Regions from separate parts of the Mus musculus genome. Here region 2 is linked to region 1. The links are chromatin loops, found by intact Hi-C in ENCODE. Cell type or tissue: heart. All regions are shown on one strand. Each heading gives the region's core, and the rest is flanking DNA. Links, peaks and the distances in the headings are about the cores only. Region 1 has its middle 12 kb from the start of Trim26. Region 2 holds the start of Trim31 (tripartite motif-containing 31).

The links. Hi-C counts contacts between places; a loop is a spot of excess contacts. Peaks named below come from ENCODE experiments on the same cell type or tissue, not always from the same donor. Only the 100,000 strongest peaks of a DNase experiment are listed, where the experiment ranks them.
Region 2: it touches region 1 in a loop (2.4-fold over the local background); 4 of 42 quality-filtered maps call a loop at or near these places.

Annotation. Positions count from the first base shown.
Region 1 is chr17:36,819,742-36,829,950 of GRCm38, forward strand. No RefSeq gene overlaps it. Among named protein-coding and RNA genes, the nearest start is that of Trim26, 12 kb to the right of the region's middle. In heart, for the core only: a CTCF peak has its summit at 4,581 (motif pointing left); no DNase peak of the experiment used is centred there.
Region 2 is chr17:36,892,232-36,902,440 of GRCm38, forward strand. It overlaps Trim31 (tripartite motif-containing 31), which reads left to right and starts at 5,899. Exons shown (of 8, transcript NM_146077.2): 1 at 5,899-6,536; 2 at 7,661-7,756; 3 at 9,418-9,648. The coding sequence starts at 6,123. In heart, for the core only: a CTCF peak has its summit at 4,566 (motif pointing left); no DNase peak of the experiment used is centred there.

The DNA.
Region 1 (10,209 bases), core at 3,148-5,647:
GCAGGGGGTATCTCGGGCTTGGTCTGGCACACCGGACATAGGATTGGTGGTCAGGGGGTGATTTTTGGCACGGGGCGGGGAAGACAAACTTGTAATCTGGATCTCCTGAATTGGGCAGATACAGCTTCGTATTGAGCCAAACCTTATGCTGGCTGCCCCTATAAAACACATGGAAGAAGGAATGTTTTCTGCTCTTCTCTGCCTCCCCTCCGCACACTGACTTAATCCATTCCTTCACTAACATTAGCTAGTGTCTACCTCAGTATTCTGGTGTATACAGAAGACCCGCTGAGTCATCCAGTCTCATGAACTGAATGAACATCTACTGGATTCTTGTACGTTCCTTAACTAGACAGTGATTGTTGGACTAGTTGGACCACAGCCTGTAGGCCACTCTAATAAATCCCCTTTATACATACACATGCACACACTCATACATACATATGCAAAAATACACATACATACACATATACACACATAACATAGACAAACATATATTTATTCCATAAGTACTGTTTCTATAGAGAACCTTAACTAATATAGCTTACTTTGCAGACTCAGTGTCTGTGAGCCCTGATCCTCATGGCTTTTGTTCAGGACAGAAGGTTCTAAGAGATGCTTTCTGTTTGAAATATCGGAGCCTGGATCTGAGATATATCAGGAAAATCTGCACATGGCCATAGAGGGAACTTGTCCACAAGATATAGCCAAAGGCTTTTTTACACACACACACACACACACACACACACACACACACACACACACACCTAGTTGACACTCTTCAATTAGCAAGAACAGTTAGCAAATAATAGAGCTACAAAGGCCAAAATGTAACATGAGTATAGTCAGACATTTTCCCAGACCTATGGACGTATTTGGTTTTTGTTCTCATTTTTGCATTTGTTGGGGTCTCCATGCTGGGCTCTTAGGTCAGAATGGTGTCTCTAACATAGCATCACTTGTGCAAACGGCTTAGCAGGGTGGTTTTTCAATATGGCCTTGATGAGGGTGACCTTGTCTTAGTATACAATATCCACACAATTCACTGATTTGTATACATGAATAGAACAGCAAGCCAGGCATGTTTGTGTATGGTGGTTAAAAATATTGGAGGTTTCTAACCACCTTTAACCATTTAGTTCCCAAATAAGACACGCAAAACCGTATTATTCATAATAAGCCCTAACAACACTAGAGCTGGGAAGATATCAACCTTCTATGCTATTTTGTTTACTTCCCTATCAATAACCTCGATATATGACTTCCCATGTTCCATCTGAGCTGATCCTACTCCAGCTGCCTGGCCCTCAGGGCCATGCTCTCATGATCTACCCACCTCGAGATGTCTTCTTCTCCCTTCTTCTCCCTCTCTCTCTCTTTTATTCCTTATATTCTCTCTACAGACCAAAGCTCGGCAGCTGAAACAATGCTTACCTCTCTTCTGCACTATTACAAGCTTTGGTTTTATTTGGTTTTATTTGGTTTTATTTGGTTTTATTTGGTTTTATTTGGTTTATTTAACCAATAGTTTTAAAACGAGGAACAACGTGACAGAGCATCCTGTGGTGTATGTGAGGATTCCTTTGTCCCATGGATCTATCAGGGGAGCAACCAATCTTGGGGGCCAGTACTTAGCATTACAATCCATAGCAAACAACCAAAGTTCAACAGTGGTATGCTAATCCCAGCACTTGGGAGGCAGAGGTAGGGGCATGAGGATCCCTGGGATTGTGACCCAGCCTTGACTACAGAGCATCTAAGGGTGCCTAGTGAGGCACTGATAAAATTAACAAATTAATAAAATAAATTAGAGCAGCTTTTACATGTCAACCATACTTCAATAAAAAATTATTTAAAGGCTGGATTTTATTCTAAAGGAGTCCTAGAAGTTCTTGGTTATAGGAAGAGACCCAGGTTCAAAGTAGATTCTTACTTTATAAAGTGATGCAGACTTCTCCAGAAAAACCATGCCGTGGAGCCCGAGCTCCAGGAAAACTCTCAATATCCAGTGCATTGGTGTCCCTTGGATAATTAGGTCACATTAATCAGGACACGGGAGATACAGAGTAACTGTGCTTTATTGAATATTCCAGCATTGTTTATAGGCAAGCAGAATAAAGATTTCCCACAGACTCCAAGTCTCAACAGCTTCTGTTTCTGAAGCCATAGTTTATCTGGGTTCAAGGTGACCCAAACCTCCTTGCAGACTGAGAAATGGGTCAGCAGTCCAAAGCTATTACAGGTTTCCTAAATTAACTAAAACAAAGTGTCTCATGAGAAAATAATCATGGAGGCCACTTCCTCAGGCATGCAGCTCACTTGGCAGATATTAGGATTCTCTACTAAGAAAGTATGCTTTCTCAGTGTCCCATTGTGCTGGGATTTACAGATATGCTTAAGTCACCTCACAGCTAGTAGGCTTGAGCAGTCACCTCATGCTATTTCTCCACAGCACACCATGCTCAATATCTGCTGGCCATCCTTACAGGACTCTTAACCAATGAGCTTTTTCGCTAGTCCAGGCTTCCTCTTCATTTTATTGAAAATAATACTTCTGATTAATAACCTAAAAAATTATTGTGAAACAACCTTTTAAAATATTGAATGGCTATGAAAACAACTTTTATTACAATGGTATTTATCAAATTTTTCTAATTCACTTTGATGATAGGTTTAGAGAGAATATCGTATATCTCTTTGGGTGTAGCACTTGTCAATAATAAATCTTCTGATCTTTGGCTTAGGCAGGAAATAGGAAGTGGAACATCTGGGAGGAGAGAAAATTCTAGGGCAGTGTCAGGCAGGAAATTTGCCTGGAGAAGGTGTGAGGAAACGGATGCTTGATACCTGAGTACAGGTAACCAGCCATGTGGCAGAATATAGATTAAAATAAATAGGTTACTCTAAGTTTTGATCTAGTCCGAGAAGAGCCTAGCTATATGGCCAAGGTATGTGTAAATTTATTCTGATTCTGAGTTTTATTTGTGAGAGCCTGGGGGTTGGGAGGAAGAACTGGGACCTAACTTCCACAGATAAGTGTCATGGAGCCTTCCAAGTGAAAGGCTGGAACAAACAAATTGATAAGCCTAAAATTAAAGTTAAACTTATTCCTAGATAAAAGTTTCAGTGTTAGTATGTAAAGGACACAGTGCCCTTTGTCAACAAAAATAGTTGCACTCTTTGTGTGAGACCCATCTTTTTTGAATAACCATAGTTACCACCCCTCATCAAGAAGCAATCTGACGCCGGGCAGTGGTGGCGCACGCCTTTAATCCCAGCACTCGGGAGGCAGAGGCAGGCAAATTTTTTAGTTCAAGGCCAGCCTGGTCTACAGAGTGAGTTCCAAGACAGCCAGGGTTACACAGAGAAACCCTGTCTCTAAAAACAAACAAGCAAATAAACAAACAAAAAAAGAAGCAATCTGACACCAACACAGAGAATCACGACTGCGCACAATGCAGAGGAGATCAACAGATCTTGGTGAGGCCAATCCCCACTGATATATCAACATTACAGATCCTGCATCTATGCCTCTGGACAGAAGGAATGGAAAGATTACAAAAGCCAGAACAGCAGGAGGTCTGGTGGGAAACAGTCTCTCCTAGAAATAACTGCATAGACAAGGCAGGATCAAGAGCAACAAAACATGACAAAGTGAAAGAGGGCACTTCTGTGGGGCCCCACCCCTAGACGAAGAATTGCAGGCAACTGATGATTGCTGAGCTAGAATTAGCCTCTCCAGGGATGAGCCTCTTATTGGATGGCCAGTGGAGAGTGGTCAGCACTGAAACCATAAACACACAAACAACAAACACAAACTTGGCATGTTGCATTCATATACCTGTGTGTGGAAACACAGGCACACATACATTGTTACCTACACAGACATAGGTAACAAGGATGATGAAAAAAAAGAACTTGGGAGGAGTTGGAAGGAGAGTAACTGAGAAGGGATAGAGGGAGGCAAGTGGGGATGATGCAATTCTATTTCAATCAAAATATGGCTGAGAAATAAACTGGGATAGGTGGCCTGTTTTAAAGACAAAATATATTCTAGTGGTGTGAAGGTAAGATCCTTTACAGTCACTGTGTGAGGGTTATAAAGGTGTCAGGTGGGGCTGGAGAGCTGACCCAGCTGAACAGCACTGGCTGATCCTCCAGAGAACAGTGGTCTACTTTCCAGCACCTACATTGTGACGCACAGCCTAGTGGGAATCTCTGGATAAAGCACACCAACACCAGAGCTCAAGAGAGGCATGGGCACTAGTGGATGGAAAAACCAGGAAAGCTCCTGTAAGGCCTATTTCTGGCTTGCATTCTCATTTTGTACTCTAAGACCACAAGGTGGGGCTAACAAGCAATTTTACAATTTGAGAGCCAGCAGGTTGTTAAGGGCAATGAGGCACTGTTTCAGCTACTTCTCCAGGTCATTCTGTTCCAGGTGGCAAGTGAGGTTAATCTTAAAACTGAGTATCACTCAGTGCTTTACATAAACTATTAAATAAATCAATGTATCAGTCAGTATCTTAGTTTACCCCAACAGTCTCTAGCTCCAGTTCCAGGATGTCTGTTGCCACCTTCTGGTCTCCAGTGGCACTGCATGCATGTGCTACCCTGGCAAACATGAAGGCAAAATATCCATACATGCAAAGTAAAAGCAATAATTTGAAAGGTGTCAGGCACTTACTGAGGGTTTATCAGGATTATACTGGGGTCCCACGGAAGACAGGTATTTAATTCATCTTATGAGTTATAGAATGAGAGAAAAAGTTGTGGTAAAGAAGTCATATAGGTTTAAAACAGAGGCAGCAGGGGAGAAGATGGCTGGGATGTAGTTCAGTTAGTATAGTGCTTTGTCCAAAACATAGAAAGCCCTGGATTTCATCCCCGGGTAGTATAAACCAAATGTGGTATCAGGCTCCATTGACCTCATTTAACCAAAACAAAACCATTGGAGCTGGGGAGATCCTCAGTGAACAAGAGCACTTTCTGCTCTTCCAGATTTGTCATGACAACCAGGGAATTCCCAAAGAATGCTACATCATCCTAGACTCTATTGTACAGGTCTGCAACTAATCTTGAATAATGTATGAATGAAAAATGTACTGTAGAAGATTAATAGTGAATTTAGAGCTAATTTATCCTGACCCTGGAAATTAGACATTAAAAAAATCGTTTCTTTTAGAAAAATTGGTGATGTTTCTTGTTTGTGCAACAAAATATTTGACAAGAACAACCTAAGATAGAAGTCTTAGGGCTGGAGAGATAGCTCAGGTGTTAAGAGTGCTGATTGCTCTTCCAGAGTTCCTGAGTTCAATTCCCAGCAACCACATGGTGGCTCACAACCATCTGTAATGGGATCTGATGCTCTCTTCTGGTGCATCTGAACAGAGCAACGGTGTACTCATATGCATAAAATAAATACATAAAAGGCTTATTTTGGCTCACAGTTTGAAGGAATAGTCTGTCATGGGAGGAGAGACGAGATGATTTGGTGTAGGGTAAATTTTTCTCAACCTGACTTTTAATAATGTTTCTTAAATGCTTTACCATCCTTTCTAGCCCACCTCCCACCAGAGGGAGTGGGAAAGAAAGGTTACTAGGATTCAGGCAAAGTGGACTTGTTTAGAAATTGTTCTTTGGAGCCGGGCAGTGGTGGCGCATTCATGTAATCCCAGCACTCGGGAGGCAGAGGCAGGTGAATTTCTGAGTTCGAGGCCAGCCTGGTCTACAGAGTGAGTTCCAGGACAGCCAGAGCTACACAGAGAAACCCTGTCTCAAAAAACAAGAACAAAAACAAAAAACAAAAAAAAAAAAAAAAAGAAATTGTTCTTTGGAACAAATCTCATCTGCATTATCACATAAGCAATTCAGTATAGCATCTCTGTGGCAACAGCATATGAGGCTGCTGGCTCTGGTCTCAGCCAATCAGAACACTGAGAACCAGAAATGCAGTGCTCACCTGGCTCCCCACCCCACCCCAATAGTCTAGGACTACAGTCTAGGATTATAGCGCCACCTTCCGTTAGTTAAACCTCTCTGCAAATGCCTTTGAAGGCATGCCCAAAAGTTTGTCTTTTAGATGACACTAAATCCACTCACCTTGACTATGAAGATTAACCATCATAGTTCGTCTATGAGAAATAAGAGGAGCTGCGTTTTTTATCTATCTATCTATCTATCTATCTATCTATCTATCTATCTATCTATCTATCTATCTATCTATCTATTTTGCCTTGCTAAGAAGAGGATAAAAAGGACCTCAAAGGAGGACTTCTACTACGGTAGAGTCCAACCAAAACCTGTTCACAGCGGGCCACTCCCGAGTGAAGCTGCTGTTTGTTGGAGTCGCTGTGTACTGCAGACACTGGGTGCTGCAGCTGCTTCCTGTGCTATGGGAGCAGATGCTGGAGGCTCATTTTGCAGTCACCTGGCAAGGAGCCTACAAGACACGGAGAGCTCATGCTTTCCCTTCATGCTGCTCTACTGCCATCTACTGGCCAAGCTTCAGTGTCAGCTGGCAAAGAACAGATCACTAAGGGCTCAGGACCAATTTTGTAGTTGAGATGAAGTATAAATAATTTTTCACACTATGGGAGCAATACCTGGACCTTTTATCAAACAAAAAAAATTGAAGATCACAAGTCTATAAATATAGAAATATGATGGTATTGATGCACTGCAATGCTCATGAAGTACTTTGGCTCTTTTGCTTTGTAATCAGTATATTAAAGAGACATTCACACATTTCAGAGATTGTTTAAATTCTGACATCTAGACTTAATGGTGACATGAACATATGGTGACTTTAAATGTACAATTAAGACCATGCATCATGGTGATGGAGAGATGGCTCAGTGTTTAAGAGCACTGACTACTCTTCCAGAAATCCAGAGTTCAATTCCCAGCAACCACATGGTGGTTCACAACCATCTGTAATGGGCTCTGATGCCTTCTTCTGGTGTGTCTAAAGACAGCTACAGTATACTCATATACATAAAAAAAATAAATAATTTTTAAAACTTTTTTTAAAAAGACCATCACAATCTGCAAGTGTACACGTGTTAAATTATGATTATTTTGGAGCCTAAATCAAATGATTTAAAATAAGCTAGCAGCATGCATTAGGAATACCTTATACATGAAAATTACTTTTCCCTTTCTGGGAGTTGATAAACAAGGGTTTTATAATGTTGCACTGAATTAGAAGAACCTACCCCTCTCTAGACGTAGGGCAGGTGTTGAACTCGGCTAAGGCACTGCTAAACTCTGAAATCACTACTAATATTAATGAGTTCTATATGTATAGGTTGTGAGCACTCTTTTGCACATTATTTTTCCTGGAATAATCAAGACACTGGGAGTGAAAAAAAATCTGACTACCTAATCATCAGGAATTGGACTCTCCTTTGCTGGTCGAGGCACCTGGAGTAAAGCCACTATTCTAGTAGATGTGATAAAAGTTTAACAACAACAACAAAAAAGGAAGTTAGGCACTCCCGTACATAAGGAAGAATTTTGGAAGGGAGAAGTGGGTAGGAAGAATGTAAGAGACATGAGGTTTACTGTGAGATTGTGTCTCTTTGGAATATCAGATGCTGTACCCATAAAGTTCCAACGTGGCTGCCCAAACGTGAGCTGAGAGGAGAACACCAATATTCATGCCAAAATGAATGGAGAAAAGTCCAGGAGGCCACAGTCCTACACACACACACACATACACACACACACACACACACACACACACACAACTACAGTCACCTAAGGAAATCTGGGAGTGGGAGGAACAGTTTTCCACAGAGAAGAGCTTTATCCAATACCACATGGTCAGCCTTGAAAACATACATACTAGTAAGGTTATACAGACTGAGTGTGTGCATCTGTGTGCATGCATGTGTGTGTGTGTGTGTGTGCATATGTGTGTTGTATTGTGGTGCATGTGCAGGCACACAATAACAGTTAATTTAAAAAGAAGCTGGCTACTTGGGAAAGAATAGGAGAGGTGTATGGGGTAGAGAAAAGAGTAAGAAGAAGTCTAATTAATTATATTATAATCTCAAAAGTTAAAAAAAAAACTAAAAATTTTTAAAGAGCAGCTTGGAGTAAAGAGGATTATTTCTGCTTACAATTCTAGGTCTCCATCCATCATTGCAAGGAAGTCAAGGAAGGAACAAACGTCAAAGGGCTAGCAAGTCACTAAGAGAGAATCCAGGCAGGGAAAGAGCTAGGCTAACTGCACATCTTGACCTCTCCCTCAGCTCCGTGAGATTCAGTCCTCCAGCCTCATCCCCAGCTCCACAGCCGACCACGTCCTGTGACCCCCCTTCTGCTCTGCCACTTTCTCCAGTGGACCACGCAGATCTTCTACTCCAAAATCCCTTCTCTCCCACTCATGGCTTATCCTAGTCTCCAGTGCCAAACAGGCATTCCCTGAGAATCTGCAAGCTGCTTTGTCCAGGGAAGGAGGTAGGCTAGCTTCAGATTTCCACCTCTCTGTCATTCCTCCAAGTACTATACACCATTCTTATCTCCAACTCTGTAGTCGACCTTCCTGTGGCCTCTCCTCACTCTCTGCACCCATGCCAGGGGACTAAGCAGATCCCCATGGAAAACCCTACTTTTCCCCTCCTGTGACCCCTCTCCAGCTCATACCCTCTTGGCCCTTTCTCATTCCTAAGTATGAGCTCCAGTACCTAGAAATACATTTTACCTAGAACCCCTAGTGGCTACATATATCAAGAATGTCCTACGAGGCAACACACAGCCACTGCAGTCTCCTATGAAACAGAAATATTAACAGAAACCAAGAAACAAAATACTCACACAACAAAAACCAGATTATCAGTACCTAAAATGTAATCTTTCTAAACCCAGATGCCTGGATGTCAGCATAAAAAGACAATCAATAATAGCCAGGGTTATCTGAATCCAACAGCGCCCAGTGATCTAGCACAGCAGGCACTGAGTGTTGCAACACAGCTGGAACACAAACACACACACACACACAATAACCTCACACACACACATCAAGCTGGGTGTAGTGGCTCACACCTTTAGTTCCAGTACTAGGGAGGCAGAGGCAGGTGGAGCTCTAAGTTCCAAAGGAAGGAAGGAAGGAAGGAAGGAAGGAAGGAAGGAAGGAAGGAAGGAAGGAAGGAAGGAAAAGAAGAAAAAGAAAAAGAGAAAAAGAAAAAGAGAAAAAGAAAACAAGTCAAAAATCACAGAAAATATTTCCAACAAAATCATAGAAGAAAAATTTCCTAACCTAAGGTGATGCCGATAAAGGTGCAAAAGGCATCCTGAACACCAAATAGACTGGGCTAGAAAAGAGAGTCCCTTTGTCACATAACCATCAAAACACTAAACATAACAGAACAAAGAAAAATATTAAAAGGCGGAAGGGTGAAAAGACCAAGTTACATACAGAGGCCGACCTATTAGAATAACACCTGACATCCCAATGGAGACCCTAAAAGCCAAAAGGGTCTGGACAGATGTTCTAAAGACTTGAAGATACCACGAATGCTAGTCCAGTCAATCACAGTACGTGAAAAAAGAAAATCATTCCATGATAAAACCAAAGTTAAGCAATATCTAGCTACAATATCCACCTCTAAAGAAAGTAATTGAAGGAAAACTTTAACCAAAAAAAAAAAAATTAACCACACCAAAGAAATAAATAATACATGCACACAATTAATTAATTAATTAATTAACTAGTTAATTAATTAATTAAAACCACACACAATAAATAAATAATCTCAAATCCTTAGAGGGGAAACACACACCCTCCACACACAACAAAATAACAACAACAACAATCGCAAGCACCAACAACAAAATAACAGGAATCAAAAAACTACTGCAGATTGCCTGGAACTGGAGTTATGGGTGGCTGGGGACTAACTACCTTACTGGTGCTAAAATCAAACCTAAGTCTCCTGCAAGAGCAACCAGCATTCTCAACTGCTGAGCCATCTCTCCAGCCTGTGAATACAGTTCTTACCAGTTCATATACACTGCTGTTGACCAAAAATTACTTACACAGATTACTGCTTTTCTATAAGTGTCCTGAGGGTACTTAGTGAGCGTTTCTGGGTTTGTCCTGGCTTGAACGTGAAACAATATCACATTATAGGCTCAAGTGTTTGAAGACTAGGTAGCCAGGGGTCAGCCTTGTTTTAAATAATCTCTAGGAAATAGAGATGT
Region 2 (10,209 bases), core at 3,148-5,647, 72 kb after region 1:
AACACAATAAAGCCAGGCTCAGAATTCACTCTCCTTCTTGTAGTTAACACCCATTAGTTAACTACTAGTTAATGGAGCCTTGAATCCACCACCACCCCAGCCCTAGCCCCACTTGATTCCTGTTTTAATCTCCTTATCAACTTTTTATATGAGCTTCCTTATATGTCATCTCATGAGCTCAAGTTCAGTGTTCCTTCTAAATTGTTCTAGTCAGAATTACGCTAAACTGTGCCCAAAATAGAGCCATGGCTCCTTCAGTCAAATGTTTTAGCATTGTGCCTTCACGGACAGTAGGTGGTGCTGCCTCCCAAGTTAGGACTTGGTTTCAGAATCTCTCCTTTAAGGGAATGGAAGCTGGGGCCACTGCCCTGTTCTCTCTCTCTCTCTCTCTCTCTCTCTCTCTCTCTCTCTCTCTCTCTGCCTCTCTCTCTCTCTCTCTCTCTGCCTCTCTCTCTCTCTCTCTCTCTGTATATGAACTTTGTGCATAATGTCCATGGATATCAGAAGAGAGTCTCAGATCCTATGTAACTGGAGTTATAGGCAATTGTGAGCCATGTGGGTGCTGGGAACCAAACCTGATTCCTCTGCAAGAGCAACGAGTGCTCCTAGGTTGAGCTATTCACCAGGTTCCCAAGCTATTTTTTTTTTTTTTTTAGAAATTATGGCGGAGACTGGAGAGATGGCTCAATAAACAAAAATGCTTGTCACACAAGTTTGATGACCTAGATGGATATGTTTCCATCCCTAGAACACATTTAAAAAGCTGGATGTGGTGGTGCATACATGCAATTCCAGAACTCCCAAGGCAAGATGGGAGACAGAAGCTTTCAGGAGCTAGCCTGGAGCACTCTGCACAACAAAGAAAGACAAGACAGGCCCTGGCTCAACCAGATGGAAAGTGAAAACAGACTCTTGAAGTTTGTCCCTATCCCATATAGGATATGATGGGGTCAGTGTACACACACACACAGTACACACACATGTACATACACACAGCAGAGCAGAAAAAATTTGGCTGTGAGGTCTGTACTGTATCCAGTTGGTAGAGTCTCTGCCTGGCAAACATGAAGTTTGATCTCCAGCAGTAATAAAGCTGAGCATGATGGATGAATAATTTTAATCCCACCACTTAGGAGGTGGATATCAGAGAATCAAAAGTTCAAGGTCACCCTCAACTATATATTGAGCTGGAGGCCAACCTGAGGCTGTACCAAGGAGGAGAGTGTATCTGTGAGAAAACCTATCCGCTCTGCAATTGTGTCCTTTGATAAGCCCCATCCTCTGTCCAAAATGTAAACACCAGCTCCGGGGAACTGCCAGCCACCATGTTGAATACCGAGCTACACAATCCAGAGAGCACTTAGGAAAACCACAGAAAGATATGAGGAAAACCACAGAAAGATATGAGGCTCTAAATTTGAGCATACAGATCTCGGAAAAAATGAGGTAGCTCTTGGGACTCAGGAGACATGGAGGGCTCTTGGCAGGAGCCCCTGAATTCTACCTGATGGCCTGGAGGGACAACCTCAAACATTCAGTAGAGGTCTCGAGTAGGGCAAAGCATGAGAAACCGAACTCAAGTTGAGGTGGCTTGTGCCTGTGATCCCAGACCAAGAAGGAATTAAAGACAGGAGTTCAAGATCATTCTAAGTTGTACCGTGAGTGGGAGGCCAGCCAGCCTGAGCTACACAGGTTGATCTCCAAAAGCAACAACAGCAATAATATTAAACCCAAATCAATCAGCGGATAGTAGAACATGCCTGTGATCTCATCATCCGGGAGACAGTCAGGAAGCTGTGGTCCAAAGCTGTGGTGGTCACAGTCTTTTTAAAGTGCACGAGAATAGATTGTAAGTGTTATCACTATAACAAAAACAAACAAAAATCTAATTAGCACAAAGTATATTGAGGTAATTAGTCATTCACTAGATAAATAATCCTTATTTACAGTCTTAGGAGACATCCAAAAAACACAGCAGATGGAGCAGTGTGGACATCTGGGCTATAGATGCTGTGAAGAGATATGTCTATCTCTACCTCTTGAGTGGAATGGGTAGGATCATCTGACTTGTTAGACACACCTGTGTCAACAAAAGCATACGGCTATGCTATTATACACTTCCTTGAAATAGAGCAATATATGAGCTTTCAAACTCACTGGGTCCAGAGAAGAAGCGAAAGGAGTTGGCAAGTGCAGGGAGTAAGTTAGGGGGAGGAGTTAGACAGAAGCAGGAGCTCGGCAAGAGCTGAGTTATGTCGTGGCTGTGTGTGGCATCCACAGCCAAGGTGCTCACTTTTGCACTGCGTTTTCTAAGGCCCTAGATGGGCATTCACTGTGTGTTCACACAGTCATCTGATTTTTGTAAAATTTGTTATATATATATATATATATATATATGTGTGTGTGTGTGTGTGTGTGTGTGTGTGTGTGACATTTATTTTATGTATGTGAGTACACTGTAGCTGTCTACAGACACACCAGAAGACACCCAGTGCTCTTTTATTTTGTTTTCGAGACAAGGTTTCTCTGTGTAGCCCTGGATGTCCTGGAACACACTCTGTAGACCAGGAGGGCCTCAAACTCAGAAATCTGCCAGCCTCTGCCTCCCAAGTGCTGGGATTAAAGGTGTGTGCCAGCACTGCCCAGCTCAGCCAGTGCTCTTAATCGCTAAACCATCTCCAGTCCTGTGAAATGTATTCATAGTTACTTTTGCTGGTTCATCCCAACGCTTTTCCTTGTAATGATTGGCATCTGGGGTTCAGAGTACGAGCGATTAAAGAGGGCCTGTGTGGTTTGCATTTACTAAGGTATCTGGTGAGTGTGTATTGGGTTAGTGCCAACTGTGGCTCCATGGAAAAATGGCTTTTCCACAATGCCTGCTGATAACTCACCTGACACCAGGGACTAAAGGGTAAAGTCAGAAGACCTGTGATGAGAAACACCGTAAATCTGTGGATAAACCAGTCTCATCTGTGTCTAGTCTAAAAGGTTCTTTCTCAGGAGTGCAGTGTATGTATCATGGGATACAACTACTTCTTACATTCCTCAATAAATTCAGTGGAGGTTATTATGACATCAAAAATTGATAGAAAATTGATAAATGATAAATGATTGAAAAATGATAGATTATTATATTATAACAAAATATCTTGAACTGGAGACATGGCTCACCAGTTCAGAACACTTGCTGGTCTTCCAGACAACTAAAGTTCAGTTCCCAGTACCCATACCAGCTGGTTCACAACCGCAGATTAGGCCAGTTGAAGGCATCAGACTCATCTTTCTGAGCTCCACAGGCACATGTGGCATACATACACAGACGCCCACACATATGCATTCATGCACATACATACACAGACACAAGACACACACAAATAAACGTTTTTTTTTTCTAAAGAAAATAAAGTCTTTCAGTTCCTAACAAAATAGTAACCTATTGAATTAAAGCAGTGGTTCTCAACTTTTCCTAATACAGTTCTTTATACAGTTTACTTTAATACAGTTCTTCATATTATGGTGACCCTCCAGCCACAAAATTATTTTGTTGCTATAATTGTAATTTTATGGAGGAGCAGTGTCTCAGTTCCTAAGGCCATTGGGAATATGTGTTTTCTGATGGGCAAGACCCACAGGTTGAGAAACACTGAATTAAAGTTTGAATTCAAATGAAAAAAACACATTCTAGATTTTTTTTTTTAATGTATGACTCTCTTGCTGTCTTCAGACACACCAAAACAGGCATTAGACCCATTACGGTTGGTTGTGAGCCACCATGTGGTTGGGAATTGAACTCAGGACCTCTGGAAGAGCAGTCAGTGCTCTTAACCGCTGTGCCACCTCTCCCGCCCCTACAGTCTACATTACTAAGGGGTTGATTGACAGATGAGCTTCATGAGTACACAGGACCCTTTGAACTCTTGTTGACTTTGATAAAATATTTGCATCTCCAAAGAAAGTCTCACAATGCACCTTAGCATTGCAATAGGGATTTAACAATATACAAGTCATTGACCTTCAGTACTTGGCAGAAAAACTTAAGGTTTTCTGCAGAGGCAAAAGTCAAAACGCCCCAAATCCATGTAAAAAAAAATCTCTAAACAGGGGCTGGGGAGAAATAGCCCTCTGTAAGGGCAGTGTGGACTCAGCCTCCTAATCTTCTTGTCTCTACTTTCCCAGTGCTGGGATTTCATGCATGTCTGTCTTTGTGCCTTGGGTCTTACACATTCTAGGTGACCCTGAAACATGCTCAGTTCCCTGAACAACAGATATTGAAGATTTAGAAGTGAGACGTAAGTGAAATAATATATACAAAAAAGAAAGGAAAAAAAAAAAAAAAAAGAGGCACCCTCATCAGCGTATTCTGATTTGTCATTGTTTTTTAAGCACAATACACACAAAACAAAACTTGCCTGAAAATTAAATTCTGGGGGCTAGAGAGATGATTCAGAGCATTGACTGCTCTTCCAGAGAAACCAGGTTATATTCCCAGTGACCAAGGGGCAGCTCACAACTCTCTGTAACTCCAACTCCAGGAGACCCAGATGCCCTCTTCTGGCTTCCATGAGTATTGCATGTGGTTCACAGACACATCCAGGCAAAATACCTATACACATAAAAAAATTACTAATAGCAATACTGAAGATAAATTTTTTAAATCAAAGAAATGATTTAATTTAAAATAAATTAAATTTTACCTCTAGATCTGACAGCTGAGTATGAATGCAAGTTATAAAACCTTACAAAAATATTTGCTTTAATTCAACCTTAAAGTGAATGAAATAGACAGGCCTGAGGTCTGGTATTTCTACACTTGATCTTAGCCAAAAGGCTGAGAAGTGTAGGTGTAGTATTTCTGAAAGTGTTCAGCTTTCAGTAGTTGCTGTAATCAAAGTAACCTCTATAATATGAGTGGATACTTTTGAGAATGAAAGGAAGGGCTGTTGACATTTATGAGGGGACAAAGGTAAAGCCAAGACTGTCCCTGGCAAATGACAAGGAACTATTGTTGGGGCTATAGCCATAAAATCCTCCACACCCTGTGTGACCTGCCAATGGCCTTGCCCTATGAACACATTGGTTGCCTGTATAAGACCAGGCCAGTCAACTTTCCAACCTAAATAGGAAAGGGTTCATATGGCCCCACCTCACACTGAGGAGCTATTGGCAATTGATAGTTTCTGGGGTTGTGGCATTGTAGTGGCCTATGCTCCAGTGGGTGGTCCCATACCATTTGCATACAATTAATACTAACTCTGTGTGTGTGTGTGTGCGTGTGTGTGTGCAGGCAAAACTTTCATGTGAGTAAAATTAAAATACACAAATCTAAAACATTTTTATTTAAAAATTAACAGTTTGGGTTTTAATGACAGAACAGAAGAGAGGAGAGGTTAGTGGGGATGGAGAGGGAGGAAGGAGGGAGCACCGTCTTCCTGGGCACAAAAGAGCAAGAGGAAGGGTTAAGAAGTGTTGAGCTACTAATGGAAATGTCGGTGACCCTGGCTGATACTTTCCTTGTCAAGCTAAAGTCCACAGGTCAGGCAAGCTGATGTGTGTGTGTGTGGGTAGGTGGGGAATCTGAGAAGTACAGAGACAGAGGAAGTAACAGACAGGCCAAACAGAACAAAGGATGACTCAAAGATGCTGGGGTACCAGAGACAGGAAGGAATACCCAACAGAAGGCAGGGTCTGGGAGTGAGAGATCTGCTGGGGTGGTAACAAGCCTTCCTGGGGCTGCCAGCGATCAGTTCCACTCCCCAATTACACCTGAGTGGACTTTGTCACTTCGTCTTTCTGTTCTCTGAATCTGCTTCAGAAAGATATGTTTAATTAGTTCAAGGTCCAGGAAGTCTTGCTCTACTTTATAGGCAGCAGGCACTCTCGGTTTCTGTTCTTGAGAGACAGGGAGAGAGGACTGACCATCTGTTTTCTTCTCTTTAGAATATTCCCCATTTATCGCTGACTCTTTTCTGTCATTATTTATTTAACCCCCCCTTCCCTCATTCTCCTCTAATCCTCTCCCTGAGATACTCTTCAACCTCTGCCTCCTGCTTCCTTCTCTCTTACAAGCACCAGGCCTTGGATTTCTGTACTTTCACATCTCAGATTAGCCCTGCTGTTCCATCATGGCAGGCCAACCTCTGGCCTGCCAACTGCAGGAGGAGGTGACCTGCCCCATCTGCATGGAAATTCTACAAGATCCTGTCACCATTGACTGTGGGCACAACTTCTGCCTGCAGTGTATCAGTCAGGTTGGAAAAACGTCAGAAAAGATCCAATGTCCTCTCTGCAAACTCTCTGTGAATAAGAATACGTTCAGGCCCAATAAGCTGCTGGCTAGTCTTGCAGAGAAGATCCAAAGTATGGATCCTGCTGACATCCAAGCAGAAAAGGAAGACTCAAGATGTCAGAGGCACAAGGAAAAGCTACATTACTTCTGCGAGCAGGATGGGGCATTCCTCTGTGTGGTGTGTCGTGACTCCAAGGACCACAAGTCTCACAATGTCACCTTGATAGATGAGGCTGCCCAGAACTACAAGGTAGGCACCTGGGCCCTTCTCTGCCCCCAGCCCAGCAGAGTAGAGTTCACTGGGGAGGCCCCAGTTGATTGACACCCATTGCTGTACTCTTTGTACTTGAGTTGGCCATTTATAGCCAGGTCCAGTGGGCTCAAAGAATTGAGTTCTAGAAAATGCCAGTCTGTAACCAAAGCAAGACGAAGAATCAGAATAGTACTCTAGGGGCAGGCGAAATGACCCAGAGGGTAAAAGTGCCTGTCTTGACCATAAGGACCCACATAGTAGAAGGAGAAAATTGGTTTGATCCCTGGGACATGCAAAATAAAAGGAGAGAACTCACCCTTGAAAGTTGTCTTCATACACATAAACACAGACACACACACACACACACACACACACACACACACACACACCATAGCACTCTGCTGAACTTGCACACACAATTAATAATGTACTAATTTTTAAACATAATTTTTTATTAATTATTTTTTTTATTTACATTTCAAACATTACCCTTTCTGGTTCCCCTCCATGATCTTTCCACCCTATCCCACCCTTTCTTTTTGCCTTTAAGAGGGTAATGCCCCCTACCCATTCCCACTTCACCCCTCTAGCATCCCCCATCTCTGGGGTATCAAGCCTCCATAAGACCAAACGCATCCCCTTCCACTGAGGCCAGACACGGTGGTTCTTTGATACATATGTAGTGGGGACTATGGGCCAGCTCATGTGTGCTCTTTGTTAAGTGCAAATTTTAACTCAGAAGGTCTCATTCAAGTCCAGCCACTGCTAACTTACAAAGCAGAGCCTGAGACATCCAGATAAGCCAGTGCTCTTCTACCACAGAGCTCCATCCCCTGGTTGGTCCTGGCCCTGCCTCTCTGTGAGGCAGATGAAACCTATCTCTTAAAGAATGTGATAGGACGGATGAGGAGAAGTCTTCCCCTGAGAATACCAAAGCGCCATCCAAATGATCATTAGTAGTATTTTCTCAAGTCACTAAAGTTCCATTTCTTTCCATCACCTCCTTGTTCCTATCGAGAGATGGGGGCCAGGGAGGACTGCTAATAATGACATCAGTACCCTGGAACATCTTCCCTGCCTCTCAAGAGTCAGAGCCTGGCTGAAGCACCCTCTCCTTACAGGTGCAGATTGAGTCACAGGCCCAAGATTTGGGGCAAAAGGACAAGAAAATAATTGAAGAGAAAAAACAAGGTGAAGGGGCAATCTGGGCGTTCAGGGTAAGAAATGCTCATTCCAAACACTTCTGGGGAAACTGAGGCATTGCTGATGAAGCTCCTAGCCTTCCTTTATACAGCAAGCAGGAATAAAATCCTGCTGACGTGGTGGTGAGGGGCAGGGCAGAGGGTGTATGGTGCCTGAGCCGTGCTCCCGAGCCAAGCTCCCTAGCTGTGCTAACTACTGCCTGAATGCTGTGCCAGGTCTTCTGCTCCTCCACCCACAGCAGGCTGTGTAGAGAACACCCACACACTGGCTCACCCAAGCCCTTTCTAACTAGAGACTCCCACAGTAAGAAACGACAGAGACTATGACGCCATTGAACATCTCCACCTCATTTTGTTTGCATGTTTTAAAAAAAGTTTTATTTTTGTTATTTTTATATGTGTGTATATGTATGTGTCTGCATATGAGTAAAAGCCATTCGTGTGAATACTGGAAAAGACCAGACGAACTGGGATTACAGGCACTTGTGAGCTGCCCTACACAGATGCTAGGAACGGAATTCTGGAAGAGTTGAAAGCATTATTTTATTCGTTTGTTGGTTGGTTTACATCCCAAATGCTGACCCTGCCCCCTGGGAATGCCATCACCATCTCCCAGATGCTGTTGACTTGGCTGGCTGGTTTTTGTTACATCCACGGAAAATTCAGTTATGAAGGCAGTTAAGCTGAAAAGCCTTCTTTCTTTATCTTTCTTTCATTCATTTGTTTGTGGTTTTCTCCCATTGACATTTAAGACAATCTTTTATTTATTTATTTATTTATTTATGTATTTATTTATGTATTTATTTATTTATTTATTTATAGATCTATTGTTTATGAATGAATGCTTTGCTAACATAAAATATGTATACCAGATAAATGCCTGGTACCTACCGGTAGAGACCAGAAGAGGGCATAAGATACTTTGTGGGTTATGGGAATTGAATCTGAGTCTTTTGCAAGAGCAGCAAGTGGTCTAAACAACTCACTCTCCAGCTCCTAGACAGAGAATCTGATCTAGCCCAAGCTAGAAATTGTTTGTAGAGAAGAATAGCCTTGAATTTCCAAGCCTCTGTCTTTCTCCCAGTGCTGGATTACAGGGCTATAATAGCATGCCCAGTTTATACAGTGCTGAGGATTGAACCCAGGGCTTCACCCATGCCAAGCAACCACTCCATCAACTGAACTCCACCCTTACCCTGGGTTTTCAATGGTCATATTGTCTGTCTTTTGTGGAGATGGTGGCTCAAGTAGTTGAGCCTGGTCTTAACCTCCTGAAGTGCTGAGATTGCCTACTTGTGCACCAGCACATCTGGCTGGTGGCCTTAAGGCAAATGAAAGCATGCCATCTGGCCTAAATCTGTAAATACTTTGCTTCCCCTTTCCAACAGGTATGCCCAGAAGCTCTTCTGAATTGGTCTCAGTGTAATCTTTAAATACTCTTAAAGCATGAGTGGTGCCAGGTGGTGGTGCACGCCCTTAATTCCAGCACTTAGGAGGCAAAGGCAGGTGGAAATCAGGGCTATCCTGTTGTACTTAACGAGTTCTGGGCTATCTAGGGCTTTATAGTGAGACTCTGCCTAGAAAGAAAAAGAAGGATGGGAATTATGAATTTAAAGGAGGCTTGGAGGACCCTTCTCATGGTCATCTCATATCTGCATCCTCTCCTTCGTCCCCAGGCCCAGGTGGATCTAGAGAAACTAAAGATCCATGAGGAATTCAAGCTCCTGCGCCAGAGACTAGATGAGGAAGAGAGTTTCCTCCTGTCCAGGCTGGACTGGCTGGAGCAGCAGGGAGCCAAGCAGTTGAGACAATATGTCACTGTGACAGAGAAGCAGCTGAACTCTCTAAGGAAGCTCACTAAATCCTTGAAAATAAGGCTGCAATCATCATCCATGGAGCTACTAAAGGTGAGTCCTATGTGAATAAATAGATTCTCTCCTCTCTCTATTTCTCTATTTCTCTCCCTCTCTATTTCTCTCTCTCTCTCTCTCTCTCTCTCTCTCTCTCTCTCTCTCTCTCTCTCTCTCTCACACACACACACACACACACACACACCAGTTTTCTAAAAGACAGTTAAGAATCTGAGTTACATTATGGTCTAACAGCTCCAAATACCTGGCTGCTCAATGCCTTTTGTTACATAAATCTAAATTTTGAAAAAGCCTATGGGCTTCCTGAATTGATATAATAGTCAGATACTTTCCTTTAGAGAAATTTCCCTGACACTCCCTTCAGTGCCATCATCCCAACCATGACCCTTATCTTTCTTACTTTAAGGTATCACATTTGATAAAGCTCCTCACCAGGTTTCAGAGAGTAGCCTCTCCTTCCCCATAAGGCTCCATTCTGTTGTCTCTGACATATTGTGGTATTTCTTTCTATAGCTCTTCCACCCAAGGCCCTTTCTCCTAATAAGTCTCATTTAACAAAAAAAGAAAGAATTTATTTATTTATTTATTATGAATACA